Linked DNA regions of Homo sapiens: region 1 is linked to region 2. A link is a loop called in an ENCODE intact Hi-C map of the cell type or tissue named here. Cell type or tissue: MCF 10A. All regions are shown on one strand. Links, peaks and the distances in the headings refer to the core of each region. The heading gives the core; the rest is flanking DNA.

Region 1 (9,047 bases), core at 783-8,782, 1.2 Mb before region 2:
AGGGGGGTCTGCATCCTGTTTCCCAGGAGCTGAAGCCAAGGCTGACTCCAAGATGCTCTGTGCATCTCAAAACCCAGCCCTCAGAGCCATGAGCTGTACCAGCACCTCCATATCTGTTCCCGTCGAAGGGGAGGGTATCACCATCGCCCGAGTCACCCACATCACAAGCCCAGGCCCCATCTCGGACCCCTCCACCATGTTCTGCCAGTGTGGTGTCCACTGCTCTTCCTTTGCACCCCACTGCCTCATCTCAGACCTGGATGATGGCCACAGCCTTTTAGTTCCAGATGCCAGGGTCTTTCCCTGCAGCCCAGCATCCCCACCTTAACCCGAGCCTTTGTTCTAAACCATGGATCAAAGCCTGTCACTACATTGCCTTTGGAACACAGCTGAAAAGCTCTGGACTCACACTGCCTGGCTACCCTGGCTCTGCCACTTTCTCGCTGTGTGACAATGCATAGTTGCTTCACTTCTCTGTGCCTTAGCTTCCTCCCCTGCAAAACAGATATGACAACGACAGTCGATCACTGTATCAGCCAGGGCATGGGCAGGAGATGGTGAAAATGGAGGGGAATTGAGAACAGGGACAGTTTATAAAGGTGTGGGCCGAGGGGGTCACACTGGTCACGGGCAAGTCCATGTGCAGCTTCTTCAGCGAGATCTCACACTCCATCACACTGGAGGAGCTGCCATGCAGGGACCACATCCTCAAGCTCTGCCAGGACATCTTCCTGGCGTGCGAGACCCATGAGCTGGAGCTGGAGGAGGAGCTGTCTGCCAAGCTCATCTTCCTCTATCGCTCACTGGAGACCATGATCAAGTGGACTCGTGAGGAGTAGGAGCTGCTGCTGGCACCCTAGAGGGAAGGGAGCCGGCCTGCTGGGCAGCACGGCCACACAGGGGGTGGCACTCCTCAGGCTGGAGGAGCTGCTGCCCCGTCCAAGGCCACCAGCTCTGATATGTCCTCCCGGCCTGCCTGAACCCTGATGCTGCTGTCAGAGGACACTGTGTCCCCACGGCCTGATTGGTGCTATAGTCCCTGCCCTCCCCCATGCAAACTGTAGAGTTTTTAAAATTACAAATGTTTTATTTATATAATTGGAAAGAAAAATTGTGTGTGCCCAGATCAGGTGGGAGGACATGACCACCTTCGTGCCAGATGGGGCAAAAGGAAGGAATGCTTACTGGAATCTGATGTCAGCACCAGTGACCTGAGGGCTAGCAGAGGGCTGCCATTGACACTTAGATCCTTATTTGGGGGGACCAGGGGGATAAACAACCAACCTCAGTCTCTTCTCCCTGGCTGAGCTCCTGCTGAGGGTCCCTATAGGCTGAACCCCCGGAGAAGCCTGAGTGTAGGGGAGCCTGTGGCGAAGGTGAAGGTGAAGCCACAAAGAAGCTGGAACAACAAGAAAGCAGGAAGCGTGAGTCAGGGAGGAGAAGGACAAGGAGAAGATGGGAATCCGGGTGAGGCTGTGTGTGAGGAGGAAGGAGGTCCTGCAGCAGGGGCTGTGGCATCCTCAGGCAGACATTAGTGTAAAGGGGGTGAGACTGTGAGTGAGGAGGAAGGTCCTGCAGCAAGGGCTGCGGCGTCCTCAGGCAGACATTAGAGTAAAGGGCCTCCACCACCTGCTGCCTCCACCCCCAAGTCCTCTCCTGTGGTTCCTGCCCTTCCTGGGATCTGGTGGTTGAGATTTTTCTTGGCTCCTGGGGCACACATTTTCGTGACAACCTCTGTATTGGCGAGGGCTCTTTAGTTGCAAAGAAATCCACACTGGCTTGAGCCAAAGGAGGAATGGTTGGCTCATGTAACCGGCAAACCAAAGCGTGCTGACTTGAGGCATGGCTGGATCTAGGTGGTTGAAATATGAGGAATCTGACATTCATTCTCCACCTCTCAGTGCTGTGTTCTGTATTTGTGTCTGTATTTGCTACCTAATGCTTTGCAACAAATAACCACAAAATTGAGCTGCCTAAAACAACAATAAACATGTATTATCTCACAGTGTTTGTGGGTCAGGAGTTTAGAAGTGGTGTAGTGGTTTGAGGTTTCTTATGAGACTGTAGTCAAGATAGTAACCAGGCCTGCAGTTATCTAAAGATTTTGCTGGAGCTGAGGAATCTGTTTCCAAAAGGGCTCACTCCCATGGCTATTGGCAGGAGGCCCCAGTTCCTTTCCATGTGGATATCGCCACACAGCTGCTTGAGTGACCTCCCAACATGGCCACAGGGTTTTCCCAGACAGACAGAGAGATCCAAGACATCAGGGTAAAGGCTGCAAGTCTTTAATGAACTAGCCTGAAAGTCACACTCCGTCATTCCTGCAACCTTCTATGGTAACACAGGCCAGCCTTATCCAAGGTGGGAGGGGACTACATAAGGACATGAATACTAGGAGGTGAGACTCATGAGGGGACATCTTGAAGACTATAACCACAGCTTCTTTCTCAGGCCTTGCAGAAAAGCAGTTCCAGACTGCCATCCCAGCAGGAGAAAAGGAGAACCTTCCCAATAATCTCAGCAAAATTCCCAGACCTGATCTCACTGGCCTGAATTTGGTCACATGCCCATCACTAACCAAATGACTGTGACTCTGATTGGCCAGGCTGAGTCACATGCTTACCCACTAGGTCAGGGAGGAGGAAGGGTAAACCCCATGGCAGTCATGTGGACTGAGAGTGAGTGTGGGCTCTTCCCCGAGGTGGAATAAGTTGCTGCTACCAGTGAAGGGTGCCTAGATGCTGAGCAGACAAGGAAATAGAGGGGTTTCTCCACAAATGCAAAAGCCTCTGTCCTCTGGGGAGGTGTCGCTGGAGGAGTAGGCAGAGGACCTAAGATATGAAAGATGAAGGATGGGAGTCTAGAAAGAAGGACAGGATTGCCAGCAGACTCGGGGAAAGCAATAAGAATTTGCATTTTGGGCTGGGTGCGGTGGTTCACACCTGTAATGCTAGCACTTTGGGAAGCCAAGGAGGGTAGATCATTTGAAGTCAGGAGTTCAAGACCAGCCTGGCCAACACGGTGAAACCCCATCTCTACTAAAAAGACAAACATTAGCCAGGCATGGTGGGGGGTGCCCGTAATCCCTGCTACTCGGGAGGCTGAGGCAGGAGAATTGCTTGAACCCAGGAGACAGAGGTTGCAGTGAGCCAAGATCACACCACTGCACTCCAGCCTAGGCGACAGAGAGAGACTCTGTTTCAAAAAAAAAAAAATGTACATCCTGGGTTTTCTTACCACCAGTTCCATGAGCCAATCACCTCCCAGCGCCCCAGTCCCAGGCAACTACATGTCCAGCACATCCCTCTTCTCAGAGCAAAGGCCAGTGAAGAAGTAGTGTGTTCTTAGTACCCTACTGCCCATCCTGAAGGAACAATAATTTAGAATTCATTTTCTGGCCAAAGCACATTCCTAAACAGAGGTCAGGCCGTGTGTGGTGATATTAATCCTGGTAACTGATAGAGTGACAGCTAAGAGCTTAGGCTGTGGTTTTAGCAACCTTATGTCCTGGTTCTGCTACACACCAGCTGTGGAACCTTCACAAAGTCTTTCCCCCAGTTCCTCTTACCCTCAGTTTCCTCATCTGTGAAAGGGGGGATAATAATTGGACCAATCCCACAAAGGTGATGTGGGCATTGAATGATCCAAGGGAAGTGCCTGGACGGAGCAGGTGCTGAATGAGCATTAGCTCTGATGGGGTCTTACACTTTCTATTTCTGGACAAAGGCAAACCTTTCCACAGTACTGCCTCCTAGCTAAGAGTACGTGCTAAGAGGCTTGTCAAGCCATAGAAAACCATCTCTGCCACTTCCAGCTAGCTAGATCTTTCTGTGCCTCAGTTTCTGTATCTGTACGATGGGCATAATACCACCTCCACTTGGTAGTGAGGATTAGGAAAGATGATGCGTACAAATCATCTATCTCTGTGGTTAACTAACAACATAAGCCACTAAATAAACAGCAGTTGTAGTCACTAACTAAACTGCATAGAGGTTAGGAGCTGGGACTCTGGAGCTGGACTGCCTGAGCTCCAGTCCCAGCTGTGTGACTTCCCAGCTGTGTGACTTTGGCAAATTACCCACTCTTTCTGAACCTCAGTTTTCCAACCTGTGAGACAAACACTTGTCAGGGCCATTGTGAGCATCCCGTGAGCTGCCAGGCAGCCTGGACGCAGGAGCCATGGCATTGTTCACCGCCCGTTGGAGGGTTATTGGGTTTGCCACTATATGTGTTGATTGGGTGCCGGGTGGTGTAGTCGAGATGGAATCACCATAATTTTCATTCACAAAATTCAGGTAACTGCTTGAAATAGACTCCATTTGGGGCCTGCCCTGGGATAATTACATAACGTGCCACTTAATAGTAATCAGTGAAGAACTAATTAAAGCAGGCGTTTCTCTGACAGCCATCACAGATTGCTCAAGAGAGCAGGTGAGAGCAAAGCTGAACCGCTCCTGAAGCTTCTCTGTGCTGTCAGCCCGCGGGCGGAGGCCCAGGGAGCCGGGCTGGGAGTGGCCGGGAAGGGCCCCCGAGCTTTTGTTCTCTCCAACTTGTATCTCCAAGCTTCCATGGAGACAGAGAAAAGGGGTCGTGAGGAGCAGCGGGTGTGGGGCCTGGAAGCCCCCAGGGTTCTGTTGGGCCATGGGGGGCCTGGGTGAGAGTCTCGCTCTAGACTGGAGGGACACCCCCAGCAGGCTGGGCCCGCTCCTCTCTCTGAGCTGCATCTCTCAGGGTAGGTTGGCAACGAGAAGGGGAGCTCGCAGAGATGTCACAAGGCTGAATGGGACAACACCCGGACCACAGGTGGGGGAAGCCCCCGAGACAGGACCACGCAGCCACTTGCTGGCAGTGTGAAGGGGCGTGTCGGCATGGCAGGCACAGCCTGTGGGCTTGCTGGAGCCAGGTATGACCACAGATTACTTTGTGAATGCCCCACCACTGCCCCTCCGGGGCTGAGGCTCTAGGAGCTCAGAGAGGCAGCTTGGCCTGCCTGAGACCTCAGAGCTGGGACTTGGTCAGGGGTGACACAGACCCACAGGAGAGTCGGGCCTTCTGGAATTTTCCAAACCAAATAGCATGCAAGTTTCTGTAGTGGTGGTGGAGAAGGGTGCTGGGGAGAGGTCAGTGTGAGTGGAGGTCCAGTCACAGTTCCCAGGACTGTAAAAGGCCAGGACAAACCAAAACTCGGATATGCCGAGTAAGTGCTGGCCCCGAGGGTGGAACTGGAGCAGGCAGCCAGTGTGGCTAAGCCTGAGAGGGGGTACTGCGGGCTCCTCAGACACAGATACTTCCCTCCCCACTGTCCCCACTGTCCCCACTGTCAGCAGTTCAGAAGCAATGAAAGCTGGGAAGAATGAGGGGGAAGAAATGGATGCAGTCGCCCACAGATAAGGGGGAGATGCTGAGGTTGCCCTGACCTCCTTGGATAAAGACCACACCACACTCATTTACACACCTGTTCACTTTTTGGGTGTAGGTGCCCTGAAGCCCCCAGAGAAAATTCTAGAGAAAATGCTGCTTTCCGACCAGAGAGGGTGCTGTTGCCTCACAAATGAGCTACCCAAGGATTTGGAAAAAAATTTCCTTGCCGTGATCCAAAGACTGAGAAGTTTCTGTCCATAAACAGCCCTGAAATGGCCTGAATCCTGCCAAACCCTGGGCTTTTTTTCCTGCTAGTACCCATTTTCTATACTCCCACAGGTTGGGGTGAGGAGAGAGAATTATCAGAGCTAGGGAATATTGATGATAACTGCAATGGCTACAATGTCTCACTGCCCTGTAATACTTGCAGCAGTCTGAGACCTGACCTTGTGCCAGCTACCATGTATCACAGCCAGCCCAGTGCACTGTGTGCCAAAGCCTCACCCTGTGCTAGTGCTTTGCACACATTTCCTCTGATCTCACAGTCACCCCCGGGGGAGATAGGGTTGCCCACATGTTGCAGGACCTCAGTGCTACCAGTCACTTGCCTAAGGTCCCAGGTAAGTGAGTGAAAGTCAGTCAGAAAGCTGTCATTTGGACCTGGGTCCACTTGGCTCCAGAACAAGTGCCCTTTAACCACTTCACTATGTTATTTGGGAGCTACATGGCAGGTGGGCCCCAAGCTAGACAGTGGCACGTCTCCTCCCCAGCTGCACACCTTGTTCTGTTCCGGGGGACATGTGTCTGACTCCCGCAATTGGGGAGGAGATAGGCTGACATGGGCTGGATCTTAAGGCCTAAATACGAAAAGAAAACACATCTCTCCTCTCCTATCTTCCCCGGCCTGCTTTCAGTTGTTTCTGGTCTGCCTCTCCGGGCTGGGCTTCGAGGCTCTTCTCTCTGAAATGCCCTGGACGGGTCTGCAAGAGAGAGAACCCTTGGAGAGGATTCCATTAAACAATGATCTCTGGCCAGATGTTCTGTTTTTATGCCACATTTTTTCTTTTTCTTTTTTTTTCTTTTTTCTTTTTTTTTTTTTGAGACGGAGTCTCACTCTGTCGCCCAGGCTGGAGTGCAGTGGTGCCATCTCAGCTCACTGCAACCTCCATCTCCCAGGTTCAACCGATTCTCCTGCCTCAGCCTCCCAAGTAGCTGGGATTGCAGACATGTGCCACCATGCCCAACTAATTTTGTATTTTTAGTAGAGATGGGGTTTTACCATGTTGGCCAGGCTGGTCTCGAACTCCTGACCTCAGGTGATCCACCCACTCAGCCTCCCAAAGTGCTGGGATTACAGACATGAGCCACCACACCAGGCTTAAGCCACATTTTTGATGACCTGTGGAGGCCCCATTTCCCATTTTTAGGGAAAGGAAGGACTCACATTACTGAGAAAACTTGGTGTAGGCCACTGATTTACATGGCAGTCTTCCAAAGGAGGCTAAGGTCTGGGCCCCCTGGTTCAGCTGGGCCAGCAATGAGCAGCGTTCAAATCCCTGAGTCGGGCCGGGGAAGATAGGAGAGGAGAGATTTGTTTTCTTTTCACATTTATGCCTTAAAAAGAGAGAGAGACTGAGGGATGGAAAGTAGACAAGGAGGCCATGAGCACGACTCCTTGCAAGCCTGGGTTTATGGAAAAGCATATGTCAATTCAGTGTTCACAAAAACAGACTTTTTCCCCACTGTGGACTGCTCTGCCAGCTATCTAGTTCATTTCTTGGGGCTACTCTGAGTTCTTGTAAATGAAACCGATGGCGACCACCTGCAAAAATGAATGTAATTAGGCAAAATATGCTGATTTGACACCAGCTGGAATCAATTGGGCATACTGAAATCCCAAGAAGCTTAAGATGACTCTCAGGATGGAGTTTTTCTCATGACTTGACGTCTGTCCAGCGGTGTTCACTTAACCCCAAACAGGGTTGGTCAGCGGGGAGCCTGAGGCCAACATCCTGGAGCCCAAGAAGGCAGGCAAAATGGCAGCTGGGACCTCAACACAGCAGGGCCTCTCTGCGTCCCATAGGGCCTCCGCCGGCCTCTGCCCGGCACATTTGAAATGTGTACAGGAAACACATCTGTTCTGGATCCTTTTCCCCACTTCATCAGCTTTTCTCGATGTTTCTTATTGCAGCTGCAGAGCCAGCCCGCATAGAGGAAAACTGTGCACAGGTGGTTTCCATTTCTACTCTCTGCTGGTGATTTTTCAAGTCCTCACCCTCCTCTGTCCCCAGGCCTGACAAGGGCTGTCTGGGAGCTCTTCACACTGAGCTGCTGGCTTCAAGGGAGGGCTGCTCATGCTGGGTCTGCTTGGGATTCCTAATCAGAAAAGGGACCCTCCCTTCTTTTCTTGAGCTGAGCAACAAGACAATAGCGTATATGAATCTTAATCCAGTGGTTCTTAACTGGGGGGTGATTCTGCCCTCCAGGATGCTACTAAATATCCTGCAATGCACAGGACAGGCCACACCACAGGGAATTCCCCACCCCCCAAATGTCAATAATGCCAGAGTTAAGGAGTCCTGCTGTGAGCTGTTCAACCCATTCCCTACTGATGGACATGACACAGGGTTTTCAATCTTTTACTTTATAAACATTGCTGCAAAAACTAATTTTCAACCTAGGTTGTCCTGCCATCAGTAAAATGTACTCCAGTGTCTGCAGTGCGGTACCACTGAGGTGACCAGGAAGGAGCAGAACACAGTCACATACATAAGATGCCCCTGGAAGGGAATCCCGGGGGCAGTACCTTTAGGGCAGCAAACTAAGGTGGAAGTCACCTCCAACTTGGGCTCCCAACTCGCTGGGCTGGGCCCCCTTCGGTCCTTCCCGACCCAGGGAAGACAAGGAGGGGTAAGATGGGAAACGGAGCAAAAGAGACTAGAGAACGACTCTGCCTGCCTTCTGAGGGCAGATGCACCTCCCCCGATGCTCGGGTCACTCATGCGCTGCTTGGCACCCGGGCCGCCTCCTGCGATCTGCAGAACCATGCTGCGTTGTTAGCCTGGCCCAGTCCTGGGCAGCCAGCCTGGCCAGGCTTTCCCACAAGGCTCTCCTACACCTGCACCTCCTCCAGCTGCACCCTGCCCTCGGCCTCCTTTCAGGGCCTTCACTGCCCTACACCCCAGGCACTCCACTGCCCTACACCCCAGGCACTCCTGGCCTAGTAGTTCCCTCTGCCCTGGCCGTACTCCACCTTTAGGGCTCAGCTCGAACACAGTTGCTTCAGGGCCATGTTCCCAGACCCTTTAATGGGCCAAATCCCCCTAACATAGGCCGTCTTGGCACCGAGCCCCTCCTTTTGCCCACACCAATCTCATCATTTTCTACTTCTTTGTGTGATTCTTTGGGTAACAGCCATATCCCCCACTAGATCGTGAACTTCATGAGGGTGGCAGCCAGGGATGTTCTTTTTAATCAATGTTGTTTTCAGAGGCTGGCAGGGTGTCTGGTACAGATGGGGTGCTCAAAAAGATGCCCTTGCAGGGGTGTTAACACTACTGTCCCCTCTCTCCCACCCCACAGCGGCCGGCCTTGACTACTTCCGGCTCTCCTGCCCAGTGCTCTCTGAAGCATCGCTGCTTTGCTCTCTTCCCAGCAAAGTCTGGAAAAGTTCTCTCTCCTCTTCA
Region 2 (9,047 bases), core at 321-8,320:
AACCTTGTTACCTAGAGTGCAAAAGTTGCAAGTGTTAAGTAGAAGGGTGTGACCACATTTACCTTGGTGGGGATGTGATAGTATTTGGACTTCTTTATCATAGAGGTGAAAAAAAAAAAAAAGAACAGATTCCTCCAGGCTGGGGCTTTTGAGTTGCAGCTTTAAAAGGGTTTGTGTAATGGAGCCTGTTTTATGGTGTGGGAGGGCAGAGCCCTTGAATTTGCGGCTTGACTCCAAGATCCTAGTGGGATTAATTAGGATGCTTCCTGTCGCAAAAGAAGGGAGAGGAAATAAAAAACTCCAAGAACCATGAGGAAAATGTTCTCTTGCACAAGACAAGAGGAAGAAGTGCTGTGGTTGGGCAGCTTCTGGGCTGCTAGACTCCATACCTTTGGTGCTGATCTGTCCACCCTTCCCCTCTGCTGTGGTGGCTTTTGTCAGCATGAAATGCCCAGTGGAAGGCGGGGCCTGTGTCTTCCCACTTGTCTCTTTTGAAGAACAAGGACACCCCAGGCGGGAAACCACCTCCCTGCCCTCTCCTTCTGCCTCCCTCTTCCTGGCCACAGTCACGGTGTGCATTCATGGGTTGAGCATGGTGAACTGGGCAGAAACATGGGAGCCCCCTGAGTCGGGATCCTGCTAGAAAGAAGGCTGCTGGATGCTGAGTGGTGGGTGCACAGGTAGCCAGCCAGCATGGTGTCCCACTGGGGTTTGGGGAACTCACAATACCTTCTGGAGGTGCCATGACTTGTGGTGATTTGCTTAAGCCTTGATTTGGCTCCTGGATTAAGTGCTGCACATATGCTTGCACTGAAGACTTTGGAATAAAATTAATTTCTAAAGGGATAATAGTGATTCTAATGACACATCTTGTTACTATATGTGAATTTATTAATAATAAGACCACAAGAAATTGAGGTCTTAGGTTTTTATACCAAAATATTTCTGTTTTATCATGTCCTCTGTTAAAATAAATAGTACATATCAGTGAAAACCTTGGGAATTGAAGGTTCTGGTGGCGCGCCTCAGAGCAAACGAAGCATCTATCGGTGTGTTAATCGACTTTCCTGGATCATACATTGAGCTGATTTGTCAGAATCCATTAAGCTGGTAGACAGTATGACATTTCAAGTGCAACTTGGAAATCCATGTTATGGTTGAAGGAGAAGGTCAGGTCCATCTCAGTTAATGTTAATCAACGATCAGAGACCAAAATGTCACCATTGAATGTTCTTGTTCATTTTAATTGTTTACCTAATGTAAAGGTTTATCAGCGAACATCAGGAGTGTTTGTACCTGTGAAAATCTAGGACAATTTTCTGATTAAATACTCCTGTATCAGCCACATCTTTTCTCTCAGATTCATTGGGTTCCCCAGCCCCCATCCTCTTTCAGGGACCCACCATTGCTGCAATCCCTGATTACCAAGAAATGCTGGAGGTGCTGGCTCTACCACTTCTTGCAAACCTCACCCTTCTGGAGTAGTCTGTGCCTTAAACATGTGAATATTACTTAAAGGTGTTGGTTAGCCATACCAGGGAGTCCCTAGGGCATAAGGAATAGTGGATGCAAACTCACAGGGTTGCTCCTCAGTGCTTTCACTTTAGCCTTTGTATTTCTGTAAGGACCTCCAGCAGTCTTGAAATTAAAATGTATGAAATCAATTTTCCTTTGCACTTAAAAGAACTGGTTTATACAGTATCATATGTAACTGTGCAAATGTAATTTTTAACATCTGGAAAGATACCATTGACTTCAAGGAAAGCTTTTGCCTTGGCTTACAGAAGTAATTTCTGGCATTGAAAAAGGACTCTTTGAAGGGGAAGTGACAGGACAGCTGCTTCCTTTGGAGCAAATTGGTAACATGTCCAATCAACTCTGTAGGATCCAGGTGGACCCAGAAATGGAACCAGTGACCATCTGGAGACTGACCAGAGGCAGGATCCCACCCCACTTGAAGAGAATAAATCTAAATTACAGGTTCGTTTCTTTCGGGGGCGGGGGGGCGGGGAGGCAACTCAAAACTGTGTATTTTCTTAAAGTTAACTTTAAGAATTGGAACCAAATATTTTTTCTTCTATCAATATTGATTACATATTTTAATTCATATTTCGTGTTGCTAATTGTAAAAAATTAATTGTAAGGTAGTGTTTAAGCTTCTGAACAATCTATAATAGTGTTTTCAATAAAGCAAACTAATATGAGAAAAAAATAAGACATCTAACACTGATTTGATTGAGTTCTATCTCAGTCAAGCACAGTCAAACATAGACGTGATTATCAGAGTATAAGGTCTCAGGTGCTAGGTTCTTGGGGCAGTTGTAAGAAAAGAGAAGGCAGTCTCCATTCTCAAGAGCTGGATGTACCAGCCTAAGCAGACATTGCTGTCTAGACTGTCCTCTATGATATCAAATATTGTGCCAATCTTAAGAAGATGAGTTTTGGGTGTTGCTTTCACTTCAAGCAAAATTGAAAACCCACTCTCTGGAGAAAACAGAGTTGGCAATCTGAAGCCCTTTGGCTTTAGGAAGGCCTCATGTTCCTCTCACATTTCTGCTTTATTGTTTTCACCTCTAAACTCCAAACTCCTTGTTTTTCATGAGTATTTTCCTGCATTCACGATGGCCTCCTTTCTCTCTCATTTCCCAGGATGTAATACCTCAGCCGCTGCTAGATCAGTATGTGTCCATGACTGACCCAGCTCGAGCCCAGACTGTCGATACTGACATAGCCAAACACTGTGCCTACAGCCTCCCAGGGGTGGCACTGACCCTGGGCAGGCAAAATTGGCACTGCCTGAAAGATACATATGAAACACTGGCTTCTGATGTACAGGTAAAAGCCTTTCCAGAGGCACGTGCAGAAAGAGGGTGGGTCATTCATTAGGGAGAAAAGGGAAGCTGCAGCAAGGCTTATTGGCCTGAATTTTATGTGGATGCAAATTGGCATGTTTACTGGTCTCTGATGAAATAAAGCTTTAAGTGGCCAACACCTGGCAGTATTCATTTTGCTCCAAAAATGCCATGTAAGATACGGAAGAGGTTGAATTGCACTTGCTTGTCGTGATTCGTGTGTCTGCTATGCACCCCTAGTGGAAGGTACGGCGAGCCCTAGCCTTCTCCATTCACGAGCTGGCTGTGATTCTTGGGGATCAGTTAACAGCAGCTGACCTGGTGCCTATCTTCAATGGATTTTTAAAGGATCTGGATGAAGTGCGAATAGGAGTTCTTAGACACCTGTATGATTTTCTAAAGGTAGGAAGAAGGGTTAAAAGCAAAAAACAAGCCTCCTCTCTCCGAATCAAATTTGTGAAGCCCTGGATGTCTATGGTGTCAGTGAAAAAAACAATGCAGTTTTTAGCTTTCTTTAGCTGAAATGTACCATCCATAATCTTAAAGTGGATGTTCTTTCAGTGATGGGTAAATATTTTAAACTTTTTTCTCCTCATTTTCCTGTCCATTAGAGTTTTAATTCTGTGGAAGATGGTAGACACAAAGCCTAGCACACTCTTTGCAAAAGAAGAAATCAAGGCCCCCAGGTAGTGACCTGACTTGCCCAGAAGTCACCCAGGGGAAGAGCCTGGGCTGAAGTCCAACCTCTGTTCTGCATGAAGCACTTTTTCTGCAAGTCGCTGCTGCTTCCCTTCTGGCTTCCCCCCCTCCCCCCCAAACGAACGATGAATATAAAAAATAAGAGTTTAAAAATGACCTAGAGAAACTAATTACTCTCATCCACATGACCAAGAGCTGCCCTTCACGGACTCTGGTGTGCGCTGCTCCAGCTGAGTCTCTCCTCTCCTGGTGCCGAGCAGCCTCGCTCCCTGGGAAGCGGCAGTGGCACACTGTCTTCCAAACACACACAGACTGGGTTTTTGTTTGTCTGTTTTTTTGTTTTTAGATAGGAAATTACTAAAGCAGGAAGACCTCAGGGGCATTCAGAAATACATAATAAGCACATGTCCTAGCCAGGGGAAAAGGTTGGAGGTGTTCAGGGATGCATTTGATGTCAGTGTACAGCAGTGTTCATTCGCAGCCACGCTGCGTGATAGATGACGAGGTGTAGGGGAAATGCAAAAGTTCTTGCCAGTGACAAATGTATAATTGGAAGTGGAATAAAAGGGGGCATTTGGGGTCATTTTGAAGGATTATACATGTTTGTTTATATATACATTTTTAAAAAATAGTTGCTTCATGAAGACAAGAGGAGAGACTATCTTTATCAGCTTCAAGAATTTGTAGTGACTGATAACAGCAGGAATTGGAGGTTTCGATATGAACTAGCAGAGTAAGTAAAAACATATTTGGGGATATGAGAAAGCAAACTAGATGGAATAAATCTTAATTTTCTTACCATATAATTGATTTCTAAAGCAGCAGCAATAGTGTTCTTTTAGATAAAGAGATTATGTTTTTATTAAGGTATAAACAGAATTCCAAAAACCCTGAGTTACAAATACCACAGTCTCCGGGGAGACATTCATTTTCAGATGAAGACAGGGCTTGAGTCACTTTCGAATTAGAGTGTTCTGCTGTTCTAGAAGGCAATTTATTTGAACCAAATAAAAGATGAATCACCCACTCTTCAGTGTTTTCCTATTAATCGGAGCAGTTTTTACCAGAGCTTTCCTGAACATTCTGAGTGTGGTCCTCTCCGTAGGGTACAGCATGCTTAATGCCCTTTAGCTACTGTGGGAGACAGGAAGGGGTCTAACCCAGATGAGATGATTATGAAACAAAAAGGTTCCCCAAGGTGGCTCCTATCTGCACATCATTTTGTGCCTGAAGGAGTTATTTAATTCTGTCTTGAGCTGGCAAAAGGAATGTTCCAGGCTTTAGTGATGATGAAAGGGTGGAAGCATCAGTTTAAATAACTCCCCTTCCTAAGGTATATAATGTGCCTTTCACGGTGTGGAGGGAATTTGTTTGTGGCAGTTGTTGTTTGGGTTTTAGTTTTTACCTTGTTTTCATTTCGGTGTCTTTAGTTTTCATTTTTCTCATCCACAACTAGAAATCTCTCAAATAATTGTCTTCCCTGAATAAATTCATCAGGCTTTTGCAGCTATTCAGGATATGATTTGGCTGATGCCAGGGGCAAACCGAAAGCCTTTCTCTTTGCTGTGGTCTTTAATCATTCTGCTTAATTTGAGAGATTGAGGTTTCAGTCATTTTACCATGTTCCCAGCATCCTGTTCTGAGTCGAGAAAAACAGGCCCACGTTTTCCATGAAAGCAGTGCGACCTCTAGCGGCGGCGCACGGGAAGTAGGCGCGCTCGGTGCCCGGCGGGGCTTCCCCGGGTGGTTGCGCGGCCCCAGTGCCCGACCACGTTATCTAGCCCCCTACGCGCCCTATCTCCCATCTCCCGGCTTATTGAAGCCACAGCGACTGATATGAATTCTGTGCTCCGGTGCCCATGATATTGGTATCATGTTTTTGAAAACGGTGCTTTTTGATATGAAAGTATTCACCAGCACTCCGGGCTTCTGGTTCTAACTTCCTCCCCATCTCTTTTTCATTTCCTTTCGTTGCCTGGGTGAAAGCAATGTCATTTATTTTCATGCCCTTCTCCCCATCCCCATTTAGAAAGTAGTGAAAGCTTTGGTAGTGGGTTTTCGCAGCCAGCCGTCTCCTGCATGCTTTTGTCTTTCGGAGTAAGGAGCACGCGCTCCCAGTTCTCTCCAAGCGGACCTCGCTGCAGTGAAACCACCTCGTGCTGCCAAGAGCCGCGAGCAGGAGCATCCGGTTCGGTTTGCAGTCGGAGAAACGCCGGGGCGGTCGTGCAATCTCAGAGTGTTCGCTTGATCTGTTGACCTTTGTGAACTTCAACATTCTGGCTATTTTTATGTTATCTGATTTTTAAAGTTTTATGTGCTTTTCAACTGATAACCTAAAATTGAAATATTAAATCTGTATTCATAAATTTCTCAGCCTCTATTTTACAGAGTTTATTTCCTTTTTGTTTGATTTGTATGTGTGTGAGATGAAGAATTAAAATTTTGTTCACATTTTTTTTGCATGGTCATTTTGCTCAGCTTTCTGCTGTTGGCATTTTACTGAAGACCGAAATCTTGCTGGGTCTTTTGCTGTTCATTTCCCAGCCTGGCTATTTTTATCTGTAAGATGAAATAACAGTAAAAAGAAATCAATAATTTTGTTTTTTTGCCCAAAAATAATGTTTTTTTTGTTGTTGTTTTTGTTGTTGTTGTTTTCCTTTTAATTTCAGACAGCTGATACTGATTCTGGAACTCTATAGTCCCAATGATGTTTATGATTACCTAATGCACATTGCCTTAAAGTTGTGTGCAGATCAAGTTTCTGAAGTTCGGTGGATCTCCTTCAAACTAGTAAGGAATCAGGGCATTTGCTCTGTGATTTTTACAAATAGGAATGTTGATGTATCTTCCATTTTAACTCTTTTAATTTTTCTGGGCTTACTTTGTCAGCTAACCTATGAAACTAGCTTTTAAAATTTGAAATTAGGAACTATATTATAGTTTTATCAATTTGTAGGATAGCTTTTTTTGTTATATGTTTCAGTGACGGCAATTGTGGAGTAATCCTTTTATATATGAAACTCTTTAAGCCATAGGTTAGTGTTTTTAAAATACAGGTTGATTTACAGCTTGGTTTTGTAGAAAAATATTTAGTGAGCAAAGACTCTGCTGTAGAAAAGCTGATCCTATTTTTTTATGTGGGCTTTACACCAGCTGAATACTGATGAAAAAAAATCACATTTGACAATATTGATTTTAAGATACTCTGATGGTATTAAAATTTTATAAAAATGACATGTTCTGAAAGGTAATGATTTAGTTATTAAGCAAGGGGACATGCTCTAAAATTTGGAACCTTAAGATTAAGAATGTATTTTTCTAATGTCAGTCTCCTTTGAAGTTTCATTTTTATGAAGGGTTTTATGTGTGTGTGTGTATTGCCTATATTTAAACATCTTTTTTCTCTGTGTTCTAATGATGACCGTGACAAAAATTACTTTCTCCTGCGCCTATAAATTCATTTTAAAGGTGGAAGGATGCATAAAAATGTCTAGTTTCCGTGTAGAGTAGTATTCGTAATTCAAATAGATGGCAGCATTTTAAATGTGCTCTTTTGATGTTTTTCACAGGTCGTGGCAATTCTGCAGAAGTTCTATTCCAACAGTGAAAGTGCATTGGGGTTAAATTTCATCAATGAGCTCATCATAAGGTTCCGGCACTGTTCTAAGTGGGTTGGAAGGCAAGCTTTCGCTTTCATTTGTCAGGTTAGCAAGACCCCGGGAGGGATCTACCCTGGGTAACATCTGCCACGTGATGAAATCAAGTTCACCAGACAGAGAATCTCAGCCTGGAGCACTAGCCAGGAACTGAGGAATTAGTTCACCTAGCCCTGTTATCTCACAGGACATTGGGACCAACCCAGTGTGGTGAAGGGACTTGCCCAGGGTTACCCCACTGGCATACTCATTTGCCACATAGCTATTGATTGAGTACCTACGATGGTCCAGACAGATTCTAGATGCTAAAGACAAAGTGAACAAGCCTCTGCTCTCCCACATTTCCATCCAGTAAGATAAGGGCCAGGCCCACAGTCCACTCCTTTCCTATACAGGTCTGTGTCCACCACTACACCTCACCTTAGCCAGTGGCTTTGGAAGGAAGGCAGGATGAAGAATTGGGCAGTGGGTTAGGGCAGAGACTTTAACCTCTTTAGAGTAAATGTGTAGAGTTCGTATCATCCTGTCCAGCTCCTCAGATCGCCCTCTCTACTCAGCCTCTTGGAAATGAGGGTGTGATTTATGTTTGCCTAGGAGCAATGGCAGTGATAATGGCTGCCATTTCTTGAATACCTCTTGTGTGCCAGGTATCACATCACACATTTAATTCTCTAATAAAAAGTAATGTGTCATGGCGGGCACCTTTAATCCCAGCTACTTGGGAGGCTGAGGCAGGAGAATCGCTTGAACTCGGGAGGCGGAGGTTGCAGTGAGCTGAGATTGCATCACTGCACTTCAGCCTGGGCAACAGAGTGAGACTCCATCTCAGGGAAGAAAAAAAAAAACCAAGAGGTAATGTGTATTGAGCATGGCATACCCATTTACCTTTAGACCAGCTCTTTTAGGTGAAACATTTGAAGCCCAGAGAGGTTAGGTCACTTGTTCAAGATCACACAGGAAGTGTAAGCCGATGATTTTTTTTTTTCTGCTAAAGTATTGTTTTAAACATTTTAACTTTCATTACACACGTTTTCAAGCATATACAAAGGTAGAGGGATTGCTGTAATGAACCTCTGTGAACCCACCACCCAGCTTTGTTGATAGTACAGTGAAGCCGTGGTTGGGACCGTACCTGACCCCAGACCGCAAAGCCCCCTTTCTCTCCCTGATGACCACGGGCACCAGAGGACTCACCAGCGCCCCCTCTTGGACCAGTGGGACATTACAGGAGTGCTTTGGCAGCCCACTCTGAGAAGGGCAGTGGATGGCAGAGTGAACAACAAACTCACAGACTCACAAACTCACAGACGGCACAGACTTTTGTGAAGGAAGAGTCAATGTTCCAAATCAATTTGTGGAGAAAGCTTAAAGGAAATAGTTTTTGCTTTTATTTTTAAATTCTTTATCTGAGATTTAGAAAGTCTGAAATAAACAAAAGGACTCTTGGGACTGCGGGGGAAGGGTGGGAGGGGGTGAGGGGTAAAAGGCTACACATTGGGTGCCATGTACACTGCTTAAAGGAGCCTAGGAATATGTGCCTGCCTTCTAGTGTTGTCATGGGCTTCCGTGGGCTGATAAAGCTGAGCTACCCAGCATGGCGCCTGGCACCTAGGGAACACCAGCAGCCACCGCCACAGCACCCATCCACCACGACACCAATTACCCGGGCATAGAAGAGCCACAGGAGTTAGAACCCACACTTCGGCTCACAGTCCCCACCCTGCTGCCACAGGAGTTAGAACCTACACTTGGGCTCGCAGACCCCCCCGCTGCCACTGGTGGTTATGAGACCTTTGGGTGTCACCACCACATTGGAAATGAGTTTTTTTTTAACCTGTAA

What was found. Hi-C counts contacts between places; a loop is a spot of excess contacts. Peaks named below come from ENCODE experiments on the same cell type or tissue, not always from the same donor. Only the 100,000 strongest peaks of a DNase experiment are listed, where the experiment ranks them.
Region 1: it touches region 2 in a loop (29-fold over the local background); 7 of 110 quality-filtered maps call a loop at or near these places.

What each region holds. Positions count from the first base shown.
Region 1 is chr20:59,452,411-59,461,457 of GRCh38, reverse strand. It overlaps the pseudogene PIEZO1P1. Among named protein-coding and RNA genes, the nearest start is that of PHACTR3, 150 kb to the left of the region's middle. In MCF 10A, for the core only: a CTCF peak has its summit at 5,509; no DNase peak of the experiment used is centred there.
Region 2 is chr20:58,233,448-58,242,494 of GRCh38, reverse strand. It overlaps the pseudogene PPP4R1L. Among named protein-coding and RNA genes, the nearest start is that of ANKRD60, 9.3 kb to the right of the region's middle. RefSeq lists an enhancer at 531-1,031 and a silencer at 5,321-5,370. In MCF 10A, for the core only: a CTCF peak has its summit at 5,247 (motif pointing left); DNase peaks (open chromatin) are centred at 5,234 and 5,694.